Regions from separate parts of the Homo sapiens genome. Here region 2 is linked to region 1. The links are chromatin loops, found by intact Hi-C in ENCODE. Cell type or tissue: A673. All regions are shown on one strand. Each heading gives the region's core, and the rest is flanking DNA. Links, peaks and the distances in the headings are about the cores only.

The links. A loop is a pair of places that touch in the nucleus more often than their neighbours do. Peaks named below come from ENCODE experiments on the same cell type or tissue, not always from the same donor. Only the 100,000 strongest peaks of a DNase experiment are listed, where the experiment ranks them.
Region 2: it touches region 1 in a loop (5-fold over the local background); 24 of 110 quality-filtered maps call a loop at or near these places.

What each region holds. Positions count from the first base shown.
Region 1 is chr7:130,970,456-130,978,790 of GRCh38, forward strand. LINC-PINT (long intergenic non-protein coding RNA, p53 induced transcript) reads right to left here. Exons shown (of 8, transcript NR_170176.1): 5 at 8,053-8,073. Among named protein-coding and RNA genes, the nearest start is that of LINC00513, 61 kb to the left of the region's middle. In A673, for the core only: no CTCF peak of the experiment used is centred there; a DNase peak (open chromatin) is centred at 436; H3K27ac peaks cover 1,224 bases.
Region 2 is chr7:130,919,816-130,928,150 of GRCh38, forward strand. All of the region lies in intron 6 of LINC-PINT (long intergenic non-protein coding RNA, p53 induced transcript), which reads right to left. LINC00513 (long intergenic non-protein coding RNA 513) reads left to right here. Exons shown (of 4, transcript NR_109780.1): 4 at 1,721-2,131. Among named protein-coding and RNA genes, the nearest start is that of LINC00513, 11 kb to the left of the region's middle. In A673, for the core only: no CTCF peak of the experiment used is centred there; DNase peaks (open chromatin) are centred at 1,776 and 2,196; H3K4me3 peaks cover 1,743 bases; H3K27ac peaks cover 7,874 bases.

The DNA.
Region 1 (8,335 bases), core at 43-8,042:
TTCATTAGCTGCACCTGGGACCAAGAGGATTCATTTTTAAGATCATCAGAAGAGAGTAGTGTCTGGTTGTGGGAATGAGAATTTTTTTTTTAATTGGGAAGCTGAATGGCTTATGGGGCAGGGGATGGGAATCAAGGGTAGAATTGCAGCCTGAGCTAGTGTCATGCACTAATGTCAATTGCTCATGGTTAATATGAAAATTGTATCAACTCAGGAGAAAATAATGTGGAGAACAGCATTTTGTTTGTTAAAGCAATCTGGCAGAGGCCTCCCTAGAATATAGGAATTAGGGCAGTTGTTCTCTGAGTTGAAGAAAGGTACACTCAGCTGAGAAGGACAGGGAACTTCTCAGGGAGCAACTACTGTTAGAGAAGGAAGCAGTTGCAGTTTTAAAAATTATCCCATAAAACCTTCATTGTCATTGAAGCAAAGAGTGGGCCTCTCTCTTCCTTTCCTATCTGTACACATGGCAGGCTGCCCTCAATCTAGCAGAGTGGAAAAATAGTGTGAACTGGGTATAAGTAGGTTTTGCTTTCCACTACATTTTCCTAAGACAAATACTTTCCAAGTTGGGTATTTAAAAACAAAAAAGATTGAGGTTTAACATTCATTTTTCAAAATTATGAAACGTGTTGAATAAGTACTACTCATTTGTCAGTAAAAGGTTTGCTCTTTAATAGCTCTATGGCCTTGTGGAATTCTCATCAGCTTGGAGACTCAGCTGCCTCGTCTGTAAATTGAAAATCTTAAGGTAGATGTCCTCTAACCTTCCTCCCTTCTCCAAATTTAAATGGTTAATTATTTTGTGACTTTATCTTCTCCTCCAAATATCCTTTATCTAAGTCTTACACAAATTTCACTTTAAAAGGAGGGTGAAGGGCACGTGCTAGCTCACACCTGTAAGCCCAGCACTTAAGAGAGGCCAAGGCAGGCGGATGGTTTGAGTCCAGGAGTTTGAGACCAGTCTGCACAACATGGCAAAACCCTGTCTCTACAAAAAAATACAAAGAAATTAGTCAGGCATGGTGATGCATATCTGTAACCCCAGCTACTTCGGAGGCTGAGCTGGGAGGATCACCCGAGCCTAGGTGGTTGAGGCTGCAGTGAGCTGAGTCATGATAGTGCCACTGCCCTCCAGCCTGGGTGACAGAGTGAGACTCTGTCTCCAAAAAAAAAAAAAAAAAAAGGTGGTGGGGGGGTGCTAGAAGACAGGAGAATTTGCCAAGACAGATTCAAGTGTTAACTGCTTGCTCTGTCCTGGAGTTTATAGTTTTAAGAATAGGCTTATGAATTTCAATTTACAATGGAAATAAAATTAACTATGTATTAATTTTAATTTGGGGGCAGTATTTAGAACATATCTTAAATTATAAGGAGATTCCTCTCTTTCACAAATGCATACTAAGCTATTCCAAATCCAATGCCAGCAGCTATTCACTCTCAAAAACAAAGAATCTAAAGCAAAAAAACTAAACAAGAAAATAACTTACAGTGAAAAGAAAGCTTTTGATTACCCATGCTAATGTTCCCATTCATTAAGGTAGTAAACTGAAAATTGATTATAGGTATGTATTTATTTGCTCCCTCCACCAGAGATGCTGGATTTTTTCCAATTATTATTATTTTTACAGAGCATTTTATTTTATTTAAGAACACTTAATATGAGATCTGCCCTCTCAACAAAATTTTAAGTACACAATACAGTATTGTTAACTACAGGCACAGTGTTGTACAGCAAACTTCTAGAACTTATTCATCTTGTATAACTGAAAATATACACTCATTGAACAGCAACTTCTCATTTCCCTCTCTTCCAAGCCCCTGGCAACCATCATTCTATTCTGTTTCTATGAGTTTGATTATTTTTGATGCCTCACAGAAGTGGAATCATGCAGTATTTGTCCTTCTGAGACTGGCTTATTTCACTTAGCAGAAAGCCTCCAGGCTCCTTCACATTGTCGCATGAAGCAGATGTCCTTTTTTTAATGCTGAATAGTGGTCCACTGTATGTGTATACCACATTTTCTTTATCCATTCATCCATCAATGAATGTTTAGGTTGTTTCCGTATCTTGGTTATTGTGAATAATGCTCAATGAATGTGAGAATGTTAACATCTCTTCAAGATCCTGATTTCTATTATTTTATTTTATTTTTTTATTATACTTTAAGTTCTAGGGTACATGTGCACAATGTGCAGGTTAGTTACATATGTATACATGTGCCATGTTGGTGTGCTGCACCCATTAACTCGTCATTTACATTAGGTATATCTCTTAATGCTATCCCTCCCCCCACCCCACAACAGGCCCCGGGGTGCAATGTTCCCCTTCCTGTGTCCAAGTGTTCTCATTGTTCAGTTCCCACCTATGAGTGAGAACATGCGGTGTTTGGTTTTTCTGTCCTTGCGATAGTTTGCTGAAAATGATGGTTTCCAGCTTCATCCATGTCCCTACAAAGGACATGAACTCATCATTTTTTATGGCTGCATAGTATTCCATGCTGTATATGTGCCACATTTTCTTAATCCAGTCTATCATTGTTGGACATATGGCTTGGTTCCAAGTCTTTGCTATTGTGAGTAGTGCCACAATAAACATACGTGTGCATGTGTTTGGATATATACTCGGAAGTGAGATTGCTGGGTCCCATGTGCAATAGCATCAAAAAGAATAAAATGCTTAGGAATAAACTTAACCAAAGAGATAAAATATTTCTACACTGAGAACTACATAAGATTAATAAAAGAAATTGAAGAAAACACAAATAAAGGGGAAGAAAGCCCATGTTCATGGATTGAAAGACCTACTACTGGTAAAATATCCATACTATCCAAAGCAATCTGCAGACACAATGCAATCCCTACTAAAATCCTAATGGTATTTTCTACAAAAATTTTTTTAAAAATCCTAACATTCATATGGAACAACAAAGGACTCCAAATAGTCAAACACAAACTTTAGAAAGAACAAATTTGGAGGCATCATACTTCCTGATTTCTAAATTTATTACGAATTTACAGTAACTTTAACAGTACAGCAATGGCATTAAAACAGATTTATAGACCAGTGGAACAGAATATAGAGCCCAGAAATAAACCCACAGATAAACAGTTAACTGATCTTTGGCAAGGGTACCAAGAATACACATACATCAGGGAAGGATAATCTCTTCCACAAATGATGCTCAGAAAACTGAATATCCACATGCAACATAATCAAATTGGATTTTGTTATGGTTTGGATCTGTATCCCCAAATCTCATGTCAAACTGTATCCTAAATGTTAGAGGTGGTGCCTGGTGGGAGGTGACTCAATCATGGGGGCACATTTCCCTCTTGGTGCTGTTTTCATGATAGTGAATGAGTGAGTTCTGGTGAAATCTGCTCATTTAAAAGTGTGTGGTACCTCCCTCCCCAACTCTCACTCCATATCTTGGCCATGTAAGATGTGCCTGTTTTCATTCTGACTTCTGCCATGATTGTAAGTTTCCTAAGGCCTTCCCAGAAGCAGAAGCCACTATGCTTCCTGTACAGCCTGCAGAACTGTGAGCCAATTAAACCTCTTTTCTTTATAAATTACCGAGTCTCAGGTATTTCTTTATAGAAATTCAAGAATGGACTAACACAGAAAATTAGTACCAAGAAAAGGGGCATTGCTATGATACCTGAAAATGTGGAAGCAGCTTTGAAACTGGATAACAGGCAGAGGTTGGAACAGTTTGGAGGGCTCAGAAGAAAACAGGAAGATGAGGGAAAAGTTTGGAACTTCCTAGAGACTTGAATTGTTGTGACCAAAATGCTGATAGTGATATGGACAATGAAGTCCAAGCTGAGGAGGTCTCAGGTGAATACGGGAAAGTTACCGAGAATTGGAGTAAAGCTATGCTTTAGCAAACAGCCTGGCTGCAATGTGTCCTTGCTCTATGGATCTGTGGAACTTTGAACTTCAAAGTGATGATTTAGGGTATCTGATGGAAGAAATTTCTAAGCAGTGAAGTATTCAAGACATGGCCTGGCTGCTCACATGTGTAAGCAAAGAAATGACCTGTAATTTGAACTTTTTTATAAAAGAAAAGCAGAGTTTCCAAAGTTTAGAAAATTTGCATCCTGGCCATGTGGCAGAAAAGAAAAGCCCATTTTCAGGAGAGCAATTCAAGCTAAAAGAAAGACAAGTGCTGATAGCCAAGACAATGGGGAAAAGGCCTCGATAGTATTTCAGAGAACTTCATGGCAGCCCTTCTCATCACAGGCCCAAAGGCCTAGTAAGACTGAAAGGTTTTGTGGATCAGGCCCAGCTGCCCTGCACAGCCATGAGAACTGCTCCCTGCATCCCAGCAGCTCCAGCTCTAGCCATGGCTCAAAGGGGCCCAGGTATAGCTCAGGCCACTGCTCTGGAGGATGTAAGCCATAAGCCTTGGTAGCTTCCATGTAGTGTTAAGCCTGTGGGTACACAGAGTGTAAGAGTGAATGAGGCTCAGGAGCCTCCGCCTAGATTTCAGAGGATATATAGAAAAGCCCGGATGTCCAGGCAGAAGTCTGCTGCAGGGATAGAGCCCTTATGGAGAGCCTCCATTAGGGCAGTGTAGAGGGGAAATGTAAGATTGGAGCCCCTACACAGTGTCCCCACTGGAGCACTGCCTAGTGGAGCAGTGAGAAGAGGGCCACTGTCCTCCAGACCCCAGAATGGTAGATCCACTGGCAGCTTGCACCCTGCACCTGGAAAAGCCATACACATTCAACACCAGCCCTTGAGAGCAGCCACAGGGGCTGAATCCTGCAAAGCCACAGGAGCAGAGCTGCCCAAGGCCTTGTGAGCCTACCCCTTGCATCACTGTGTCCTGAATGTGAGACTTAGAGTCAAAGGAGATTATTCTGGAGCTTTAAGATTTAATGACTGCCCTGCTGGGTTTCAGACTTGCATGGGGCCTGTAGCCCCTTTCTTTTGGCCAATTTCTCCCTTTTGGAATGGAAGTATTTACTCAATGCCTGTACCTCCATTGTATCTTGAAAATAACTAACTTGTTTGTTATTTTCCAGGCTCATGAGCAGAAGGGACTTGCCTTGTCTCAGATGAGACTTTGGATTTTTGAGGTCATGCTGGAAAAAAGTCAAGACTTTGAGGAACTGTTGGGAAGGCATGATTGGGTTTTGCAAAGTGAGAAGGACATGAGATTTGGGAGGGGCCAGGGGTGGAATGATACAGTTTGGATCTGTGTCTCCATCCAAATCTCATGTTGAAATGTAATCCACAATGTTGGAGGCTGGATCTGGTGGGAGGTGATTGGATCATGGGGGTGGATTTCCCCCTTGGTGCCGTTCTCGTAACAGTGACTGAGTTCTTGTGAGGTCTGGTCATTTAACAGCCTGTGGCACTCCTCTGTCCCCACTGCTCTTTCTTCTGCTCCGACCATGTAAGACATGCCTGCTTTCCCTTTGACTTCTGCCACAATTGTAAGTTTCCTGCGGCCTCCCCAGAAGCAGAAGCCACTATGCTTCCTGTACAGCCTCCAGAACTGTGAGCCACAACTATGTTAGATGAGGTTGTATTAGTCTGTTCTTGCACTGCTGTGAAGAAATACCTTAGACGGGGTAATTTATAACAAGCTGCTTCTTCTTATAGTACAGGTCTTCTTGTAAGACCTTATCTTACACCATACAGAAAACCAACTCAAAATGGATTAATGATTTTTTTTTTGGGGGGAGATATAGTCTCACTGTCACCCAGTCTAGAGTGCAGTGGCGTGATCTCGGCTCACTGCAAGCTCCACCTCCCAGATTCAAGCAATTCTCGTGCCTCAGCCTCCTGAGTAGCTAGGATCACAGGCAGCCGCCACTGTGTCCGGCTATTTTATTTTATTTTATTTTTTTGTATTTTTAGTAGAGATAGAGTTTCACCATATTGGCTAGGCTGGTCTCAAACTCCTAAACTCAAGTGATCCAACCACCTTGGCCTGCCAAAGTGCTGGGATTACAGGCATGAGCCACTGTGCCTGGCTGGATTAATGATTTAAATGTAAGACCTGAATCTATAAAACTCCTAGGAGAAAACATAGGGGAAAGCTTCCTGACACTGGTCTAGGCAATGATTTCATGAATATGACACGGAAGCACAGGCAATGAAAGCAAAAATACACAAGTGGGATGACATCAAGCTGAAAAGCTCAGTACAGCAAAGGAAAAAAAAATATAAAGTGAAAGGCAACCTACGGAATGGGAGAAAATATTAGCAAACCACATATCTAGTAAGGAGTTAATATCTAAAATATATAATGAACTCCTACAACTCAACAGCAAACAAACAAGCCAAACAACAACAACAACAACAACAACAACAACAACAGAACTTGATTTAAAATGGGCAAAGACATTTTTAAATGAATAGACTTTTTTTTTTTTCGAGACAAGGTCTCACCCAGGCTGAAGTGTAGTGGTGCAATCTCAGCTTATTGCAACCTCCGCCTCCCAGATTCAAGCGTTCTCGTGCCCCAGCCTCCCGAGTAGCTGGGATCACAGGTTTGCACCACCATGCCCAGCTAATTTTTGTATTTTTAGTAGAGATGGGGTTTTGCTATGTTGCCCAGGCTAGTCTTGAACTCCTGGCCTCAAGTGATACACCCACCTCGGCCTCCCAAAGTGTTGGGATTACAGGCATGAGCCACCGCACCCAGCCTTGAATAGACTTTGTTGTTGTTGTTGTTGTTTGAGACGAAGTTTCGCACTTGTCACCCAGGCAGGAGTGCAATGGTGCATCTGCTCACTGCAACCTCCGCCTCCTGGGTTCAAGTGATTCTCCTGCCTCAGCCTCCCAAGTAGCTGGGATTACAAGCGTGCCCCACCACGCCTGGCTAATTTTTGTATTTTAGTAGAGATGTTGTTTCACCACGTTGGCCAGGCTGGTCTTGAACTCCTGACCTCAAGTGATCCACCCGCCTTTGCCTCCCAAAGTTCCGGGATTACAGGCGTGAGCCACCACGCCCGGCAGAATAGACATTTTTTAAAAAGCATACAAATGGCCATCGGGTATATGAAAAGGTGCTCAACATCACTAATCTTAAGAGAAATGCAAATCAAAATCTTAACATGTCACCTCACACCTTTTAGGATGCCTATTAGAAAAACAAAAACAAAAGATAAATAGTGGTGGGATATGGAGAAATTGGAACCCTTTTACACAATTGGTGAGAATGTAAAATGCAGCTGTTACAGAAAACAGCATGGAGGTTCTTCCAGAAATAAAAAATTGCTACCATATGATCCAGCAATTCCACTTCTATATATATTTTTTCCCAATCATTGGTGTTGGCATACCTGAAATACTGATATGGGCGTATCATGTTGATTATACACATTTCAAATGGGAATACTACTTTTTTTTTTTTTTTTTTGAGACACTCTGCCGCCCAGGCTGGAGTGCAGTGGTGCAGTCTCAGCTCATTGCAACCTCTGCCTCCTAGGTTCATGCGATTCTCCTGCCTCAGTCTCCTGAGCTGGGATTACAGGCGCAGGCCAGTATACCTGGCTAATTTTTGTATTTTTAGTAAAGACAGGGTGTCACCATGTTGGCCAGGCTGATCTTGAACTCCTGACCTCAGGTGATCCACCCGCCTCAGCCTCCCAAAGTGGTGGGATTACAGTTTGAGCCACCACACCTGGCCCTACTTTGGTTTTTTTAAAATTACACTATTCTATCGCTGAGGACTAAACAAGGCGCTGTAAATTGCAAGTGTTTTCTTAAAACCTTTTAGCATAAAAAATATTAATGTTTCAAACTTAGAAAAACCTGAGTTATTTTTAATACTACTATAACCTAGTTGTATTTTCCGGGTAATGCCATCCCTGCTAATCAACCACCTAAAACCAAAAGCTTTTTAAAGCTGTAAATATTGCTGACATATTATTTGCAGCCAATTAGCACAATATTCTAATGAGATTATCATCATTGATTCCCAACAGGGGTAGGTAATGGTGTTCATTCATACACTAATATAATTTTGTCTTTCTTACAGCATGCACATTCTATAAAACTGGAATGATAGTACCTGTAGTACTTACCCTTATGTTTTTCAGCCAACGCTTGGCATATGGAAAATAATCGCAAAATGTTATTAACATGATTGTTTTCTTTGCCATGTTAAGTTACACCACAAAAACATAAAATAGATCAACATTCCTTAACTATAAGAAACACAACTAAAAGAATTTACTGAGTGTGCTGTCTTTTCTTTGCATGTGGCAACAATAGTAGCTACTCTGCATGTATTGGTACTTATTTCACAGCAACACAGGAACACTTTGACTTTGACATTGTTAAGCACTGAAGTTCAAAACTAGCAAC
Region 2 (8,335 bases), core at 320-8,319, 50 kb before region 1:
GAGAGGCCTTTGGGGAAATTCGAATGCTTGTACAAAAATCATCTTCTTTATATGATTCTGCTTTAGAAGTCAACATTCAATCTTTCTTCTAAGAAATAACATGCTGTTGCATCATATCCCAAATTTCTATTATATAAAACAAACTAAACTTCAACTTTAGTTTTATTTTTTTCAGGACTTAGTCCCAATAAGATCTTTAAAAAAAAAGTGACTGTTTGTTTTTAAATGTGTGATTCAGTTTTAAGTCAATCCTCTTAAAACAGCAGTAGTGGTCCTGTATCAGTTATCTTCAGATAACAAGTACCTCCTGAAATGGTAGTAATAGCAAAAAAAAAAAAAAAAAAAAAGAAAAGGATTAACTGATATGCAAGTAGCAGAACTAATTCTTCAGCCCACGATGGAAATAATGTCCTAGTTTTTCTCTCAAGATCTCAGGCTCACCCGGACCAGAGCACTCAGCAAGAAGCTATGCTCATCACCCCCATGCCCCATTCCCACCACTGTATCAATGCCACTGTGGATATGACATTTGTATGGTATTAGGCCAGACCCTGGGCAAGTCTGACTGTTGAGGCAAAACGAGACTGCAGCCCTGTAAACCCTCAGTCTAAATCCTAACTTTACATAATTCACCCCATCCATTCTGTCTTTATCCAGTCCTCTGAAGATCTCCACTTTTTTTTTTTTCAGAAGACAAGAGTCAGGGACCTGGAAGAATTCTGTCGTATAATAACCCACTTTTAAAAGGCACCCCTGTATCACGATCCTTCCTGACATATACCGGTGTATATATCAAATGGTTTTGGTTCCTGCAAATATTCTTCCATCAAATGTTCAGAGAAGGGCTATTTTGAGAAAGATTTAATGGGATTTGTAACATAAAACCTCAAATGAATACTGAGTTAACTAAGACAACTCTGGAACACAAAGCGTGGTTGTTATAACCTTGCTTTTTCTGGTGACTATAATTGAATCCAAGAATCTAATAAAATAGTCTCTCATGCCAGAAAGAAACCCAAGAAGGTATGTCCTCAGAAAATTTAGTCTGAAGTTGGTCAATTCTTAGGCAGTCACTCTACGTGATCAGAACTTTATTAGTGAGCTTTTGGCCTTGCAGGATTGATGTTTGCTACAGAGATCTTGGCTTGCTCCTAAGGAGAGTTCTGTGACACTGTGAAATAGCCCCTTTTCTCTGAAAAGCATAAGGTGTTACTCTTCATTGAGAAAATCCTAGAGTTGTGATCCACGCATTATACTTGTGAGTCTTTCTCATGTGTGTGCAAAACATACACACGTTCAGTAAGGCACGGTGCAAGATTAATATGTTCACATACACAAGAGCCTTTCTGGAATTCAGAAACCTGAAATTGGGGAATGGCGTGAGCCGAAGTGAGACAGGAAGGAAGAGGTGGCAGTTCAGCAGTTTTGAACTTCTGACTGTGATTCCGAATCCTTTTTTAAAAAAGGATTTTGTAGCACTGACCCCAAAGGCAGCACAAACACGTTGGTGAGTGTGCATTAATCGAGGCCATTGAGGATGTTATTTTCTCCTTTAAGACCCTGACCAGAAGCTGAATATGCCAGCAGCAAATGCAGGCAGTGCTGCTGTTCCCTTCACAGTCCTCGGAGGCAGTGAAGCCTGTGCTTGAGACGCGCAGGGCGGAGTGCTTGTTTTGGAGAGCATTCAGCGGATAGCATTTGGTTTCCTCCATTTAACCAGGTCACCCAGGCATGGAATGCACAGCTCTGCCAGACAGAAAGCGCTTTGGATGCCTGAGAAACAACAGCTTGTCCGGGCTACTGATGCGAAGAGAGGCCATGGTTTCCTTTTTCTCTGCTCTGAATGGCAGCCTTGACGTCACAACAGCTAGGAACCACTGGAGGGACAAATAACAAGGCGCAAGCCAGAAGCGCCCTGCTCTGTCGCAGGGGCAGGGCCATTTTCATCCAGTTCTGATGTCTTCTGTGGCCGCTGCGAGTCGGCGGGAGTAGAGACAAATGACTGGAGCTTTAGGCGTAAAGGCGGTCTCTCTCTAGGCTGATCAAACAGCCCTTTGCCCAGTGCTAATTGCCTTCACGGAACCTGGATAAACTACAGTTCCCGAATTAAACTTGTTTCTGATGAACTAGACTTCCCAGGGAATGGGTGTAGTGATTTTGCTGATGGTTCAGACATCGGCACTTTCCCTGAAGGGCTCAACTTCCTGTGTTTAAAAGCAGACCTAACAGGGGCTGGCGCATAAGCATCCCGGGAAATACAAGAAGCTCATGAAAGCAGGCAGCCTTTGCAAGAGACCTGACTTATTTTCTAGGAGAAAAACATCCTTTTAGGGATTTTATAATTTAAGTTTAAGCAATTAAACATGTGCATCAGTACCCAACTGCAGGTGTTTGAACAAATGAGGGGAAAACGCTCAGAGGCTGCCAGGCTTAACTCACCATTATCTAAAATGAATTGTCTGTGTAAGTCATCACAGCAGTTTGAAAAGCATGATCTTTCATGTTTCAACCTCACATCAAAATTCTAAATTATATTTAGCTATGTGAGTGTCAGATCATTTGTTTCCATTATCAATGCGATGTTGGGCAATTTGCAGACAGGATCTGAAAGCATCATCCATGACTTTCATGGAACAGAAAAGAGCTTTCTGTTGCCACAGATTTGCCCTAAGTTCAGTCCTCTGCCTTTGGAGCACTGACAGCTGTCACCAAACCCAAACCCCAGTCTGAACCCATAGTGCTCAAGGTACTTTGGGAAAGCTAATTCAGGAAAACCACAGGCTGGAGGGGTTGTCTTTGAGGTGTGTATGTGTGTGTGTGTGTATGCACATTTGTTGGCAGTGTGTGGACTGAGCACAACATATAGAGAGGCAGTGTTCTCAGGACTTCTGTGCTCCTATTTGGAAAAATTCGGCAGAAGAAACAACAGCTCTGAGACACTCAGCCCCTTTCATCAGCTCTTTCTTTGCTTAATTAAATACACAGTTCCCCCCAAAGCACTCTTTCCCTGAGGTCATAGTGTCAGTCTTGTTTCATGAGAATAATCTGCTATGAATATTTACTCACTTTCAAAAACAAAAGAGGGTTAAAAATCTGATCCAAAATGTCACTTACGACACCTACAACAGAATCTACCCCTCTGCCTCCAGGCTGTCCTGACAACCCATGTCCTCAACAGGAATCTGCAGTCTGTTCTGGAATCTGGTCTTTGGACTCAAATGATCTTACCTGGGTAGCTAACAAAGTCTTCTGTCTTGTTCCTGCTGTTAAAAAATCCAAGTATGTTCAGGCATTAAACAATGGAGAAGATAAAGCAAAAATAATTTTTTAACTACATCTTTCTTTTTCAAGTGGTGGTTATGCTCAAGAGGTGAAATTTATTGTGGCCCTACCCCTGTTTTTATAAGAGCTTTTTATAGTATAAGAACTATAATTAAGTTTCCTCTGAACTGTTTTATTAAACTTAAGTTTTCAAGAAGAGAATGATAAAATTTCTTAAACTACTATGTTTTCAAGGGGAGGACAATTTATTTTTATTGTTCTAGCATAAGGAAAGAGAGAATGAGAGGGAAAGTGTTTTTTAACCTGTATCCTGATTAGAATTTTTTAATGTTCAAATTCCTGATTATAAACTGCAGTAAACAATCAGTCATTCATTAACAAGCAACTATTGAAAAGGCGATATTTAAAAGAGAAAAAATAAAACATGTGATTAAAACTCTACACACGTCTTCACTTCAAGGCAAACGCAGTGGCCATCTGGGTATTTAGAAGGTGCCAAATATCATTGGGATCTAGATTTAATTCATGTTATAAAGAAAGCACTATATTTAATTTGTTCACAAAAGACCTAGAACCTCGTAGAAATGATGGTGTTGAAGTGAACTTTTAACATTAAAATAAGGTCTTTATTTTACAATTTTTTAAATATGTGATCAATCACAAACATGAACAAACTTTCAATGCTCCAGTGTTCTACTCTGAATGAGAAAAGTTGGAAAGATCATTTTCAGCTTTCAAAAATTTTTGCTTTAATTTTCTCTATTTGGAAATCTTTAAAAATTAGTCAGTTTAAAAGTCCTGGCTGCTTTTAGTCAGAAGGGCCTAAGAAGAGACAAGACTTTTCCCAGGGTATCCAAAGACAGATCCAGAGAATTTAAAGCCTGGACATATTACCTGGACTGAAGGCATTCGTTGCTTGCTTTACTGGTGAGGACTGGGAAGACCTGACTTCCACAGTCCTCTTTCCAAGTGGCAGGAAACAGGACATGCACTATGCCAAGCAGCTTCCAGCACCCATGCAGCACCCTTCCAGCACCTATGCAGCAGTATCCATGCTCTGAAGTGAAGCCTGAACTCGCCACCTCGCCACTGAGGGCTCCCCAGCAGGGCAGGGATGGGACCCTTCCTGGTATCACATGCTCGCTCGCCTCCTGAGTCCTGCATGAACAACAGACTGGATCCCTGTTTTTAGTCTGAGGACACTCATGAGATTTTTCCAAAAATTTTCTTCAGGAGCAGACACTATTGTGAATACCACATAAACAAGCTCTCCCTTTTCCAATTCCTCTTTTGAAAATGGTAGAGAATCAGCATATCTGGCTCTAACTTAACTTGTAAAAAAAATAATAGATTTTTTAAAAAGTTTCAGTTTATCACACTCAACCACAGTTATCTTCCAATGCTACAATGTACACATAAAAAATTAGTTTTCAAAGACTGCCACTTGTGCTTGTTAGGAAAAACTTGTATCTATCCATCCTTTCTATGAAAAAACTCTATAATGCTAAACTTCCAGAGTGACTCTGTACTAGATAGCTTCACAAAACTACAATCTTTGTGCTTACAAAGCTACTTCTACTAGGTAACAACAGAAGCACCGTCATGAACCCTAGTTTCTGAATAGGTACATAGGATTGACACATGCCAGGCTTTAGTTAGACTCTCACGGTGTTTGTCCCTTTACGTCACGGCACATCATACCCTGCAGCTGCCTTTGTGTGCTTATTTGCTGCCAGATTCCTCTGCTAGTGTGTAAGTGCCATGAAGGCAGGATTCATGCCTACGCTGTTCTTGTGTAAGAACTGCTAATGCCAGGGCCGGGTGTGGGGGCTCACACCTGTAATCCCAGCACTTTGGGAGGCCGAGGTGGGCGGATCACCTGAGGTCAGGAGTTTGAGACCAGCCTGGCCAACATCGTGAAACCCCATCTCTACTAAAAATACAAAAATTAGCTAGGTGTGGTGGCGGGCGTCTGTAATCCCAGCTACTCGGGAGGCTGAGGCAGGAGAATGGCTTGAACCCGGGAGGTGGAGGTTGCAGTGAGCCGAGATTGGGCTACTGTACTCCAGCCTGGGCAACAGAGCGAGATTCGGTCTCAAAATAAACAAAAACAAACAAACAAACAAACTGCTAATGCCAGAAAGAGAGGAAGGAGAAGGAAAGGAAGAAAAAAATAAGGTAGAAGGGAGAGGAAAGTGACAGAAACAACAGAGAAGAAAAGGGAAGGGAGGAGGGAAAGAAAAGAGGCAGAAACAGCCACTACACTGGTTTTAGTAAATAGGAGTGACTTTGCAGTTTCATTAGATTTTTCATTCATACAGTTAAAGGTTCCTTGTAGCCATGATCTCATCAAATCTCACAATAACCCTGAGTGACCTTTTAACATTAAACTAAAATGTTTACTTATGGCAGAGATTAGGAATGACTAGTTTCTAGATCTTCCACATTTTATCTGTACATCACTCATGACAGCAGGTAGTTCTGAGACGGACCTCTAAAGTGATCTGTGTGTTCATACAGGTCTGTGTTTCTGTAAGTCAACAGTTTAAGAATTGTGAAAGGCCAGGCGCAGCAGCTCATGCCTGTAAGCCTAGCACTTTGGGAGGCCAAGGCGGATGGATCACTTGAGGCCAGGAGTTCGACCAGCCTGACCAACATGGCGAAAGCTTGTCTCTACAAAAAATACAAAAATTAGCCGGGTGCGGTGACCCACGCCTGTGATCCTGGCTACTCGGAAGGCTGAGGCATGAGAATCACTTGAACCTGGGAGGTGGAGACTGCAGTGAGCCGAGATCGTGCCACTGTACTCCAGCCTGGGTGACAGAGTAAGACCCTGTCTCAAAAAAAAAAAAAAAAAAAAATTGTGATAAATGCCCAGCATTTCCTTCATTTTTATTCACTCAACATGTCTTATAACCACAAAGCCCAGATTTGAACCTTGTATATACTCATGGAAAGGAGAACCAGTTCTCAAGCAACTCTTCTCATTTTTACCAACCACATAAACATGTAGCTTCCGGTAAAACAATACTTCTCATTTTACAAGTTCATTAATCAATAATGAGCAGGCTCAGTGGGGGCACAGGACAACCTGAGCCTGACAGCGAGGAAGGCGGATTTTGTCACGGAGGGAGGGTTCTCATGAAACTCTGGATCTCCCAGCTAGTTGGGGGGCACTAACAAGGGCTGCCCAGAGAGCACGCAAGGTCTCTCCAATCATGCCACAAACCCCGCAATGTCAGGACAAAGGCACCGGTGTTGACAGAGACCTTGGAGTTCATCAGAGAGGTGACATCACCTGCCTAGGTCTCTACTTCCCTGCTCTTTTCCCCAGCAAAACCAACCACACTTTGCATTCCCCATCATTATTAATCCTCCAAACAAGCAACCCGTCCACATAGGAACAAGGAACCTGAGGTGAAGTGAGCCGAACTGGCTTACCCAAGCTCACACAGCGCAGGGCCGTCAGCATTGGGAGGCAGCCCTGGGTCCTATAGGCCTCATGCACGGCCTGCCTTGCTGTCGAGAAAGTCCCAGCCACCGACACAGGCTGCAGGAAACGGCACCAAAGTCACTTGCAGCAGCGCAGAGAAAGTGTGAACAAAGAACCTTTTTTTTTTTTTTTTTTGGGAGATGGAGTCTCACTCTGTTTCCCAGGCTGGAGTACAGTGGGGCACGATCTCAGCTCACTGCAACCTCCATCTCCCAGGTTTAAGTGATTCTCCTGCCTCAGCCTCCCAAGTAGCTGGGATTACAGGCGCCCACCACCACCATACCCAGCAAATTTTTGTATTTTTAGTAGATGGGGTTTTGCCATGTTGGCCAGGCTGGTCTCGAACTCCTGACCTCAGGCGATCTGCCCGACTTGGCCTCCCAAAGTGCTGGGATTATAGGCATGAGCCACCGCGCCTGGCCTTTTATTTCTAAGGGAAATAAAAGTCCCAGCAGAGCATTCTAGTTTTGAAGCATCTCACCTAGGAACACTAACAGACAGCAAATTTAACCTGCTGAGTGCAGCCCTCATTTGGTCCATTTTTCTTGCCACAACTGCCTACTGCCCTTCTGTCAAGGCAGAGGCAGACATAAACCACTACCATCTGTGGCTGCCCTGGGAACTGTGAGAACTCATGGAAATAATGCGTCCCCTTGTGACTTCACATCGTGCACCTCCTGTGACAACCCTCCCCTCTGACAATTACACTCACACCCAGTTCCCACGTGAACACGCTGAGTCCAGCCTTGGAGATGCAGCTTTTGTCTTGCTGAAACCTTCCAGTTAAATTTCTCCATCAATTTTTCAAATAGTATTATTAGCTGAGGGACTAAAATCTGCCTGGCGTTCTTCTGATGACAAAGGTAACCCATCCCTCCCTGTGCTCCCCATCCTCACGTTGTTTCTAATTCAGATTTTCTTCTCCCTTCTCCTGAATACCTGCATCTTCTTCCTGACTGACATGGCTTTAGGAAACACAGCACATTCACAAACATCTGAAGCCAACTGCAAGGCACCCGTCACTCAGCGAGAAAAGCAGAAAGGTGCCAATTCAGATGGCTGAGCTACTTCGCCTGGGTCCCGACCTGTATCACCACAGGGTCACAGAAATGGAACCTTCTCCGTCACACCTCCTGATGGCAGTCAGCTGTGACCCGCTGAATCCAGGACATCATGCATTCCAGTTTCATTTGCGAGAACATTTCCAGGTCCGGCTGAAGCCTAGTGGCTCCAGCAGAGGTCTCAACCCCTTTGGGATGCTCAGTGGGAGACAGAATCAAGGGCCAATGATCCATGACCTAGTCCTAGTGCCCATGTCAGTTTGTCAAAGGCCCTCAGAGCAGATTGTGTTTTCCCTGGCGGGGGCTTGACTTCTTTGCTTTAAAAAGGATTCTTAAGTATTTATTGCAGTAAAATTAACCACCTTCAAATTTCTGCCAGATCCCCTGGAGGTATATAGCTTATTAACACAAAACAAATGTGACACTTGAAAGGCAGGAGACTTGGTTTCTATTCTCTGGCCCACTACTGACTTATTGGGTGGCTTCAGGCAAATAAGTG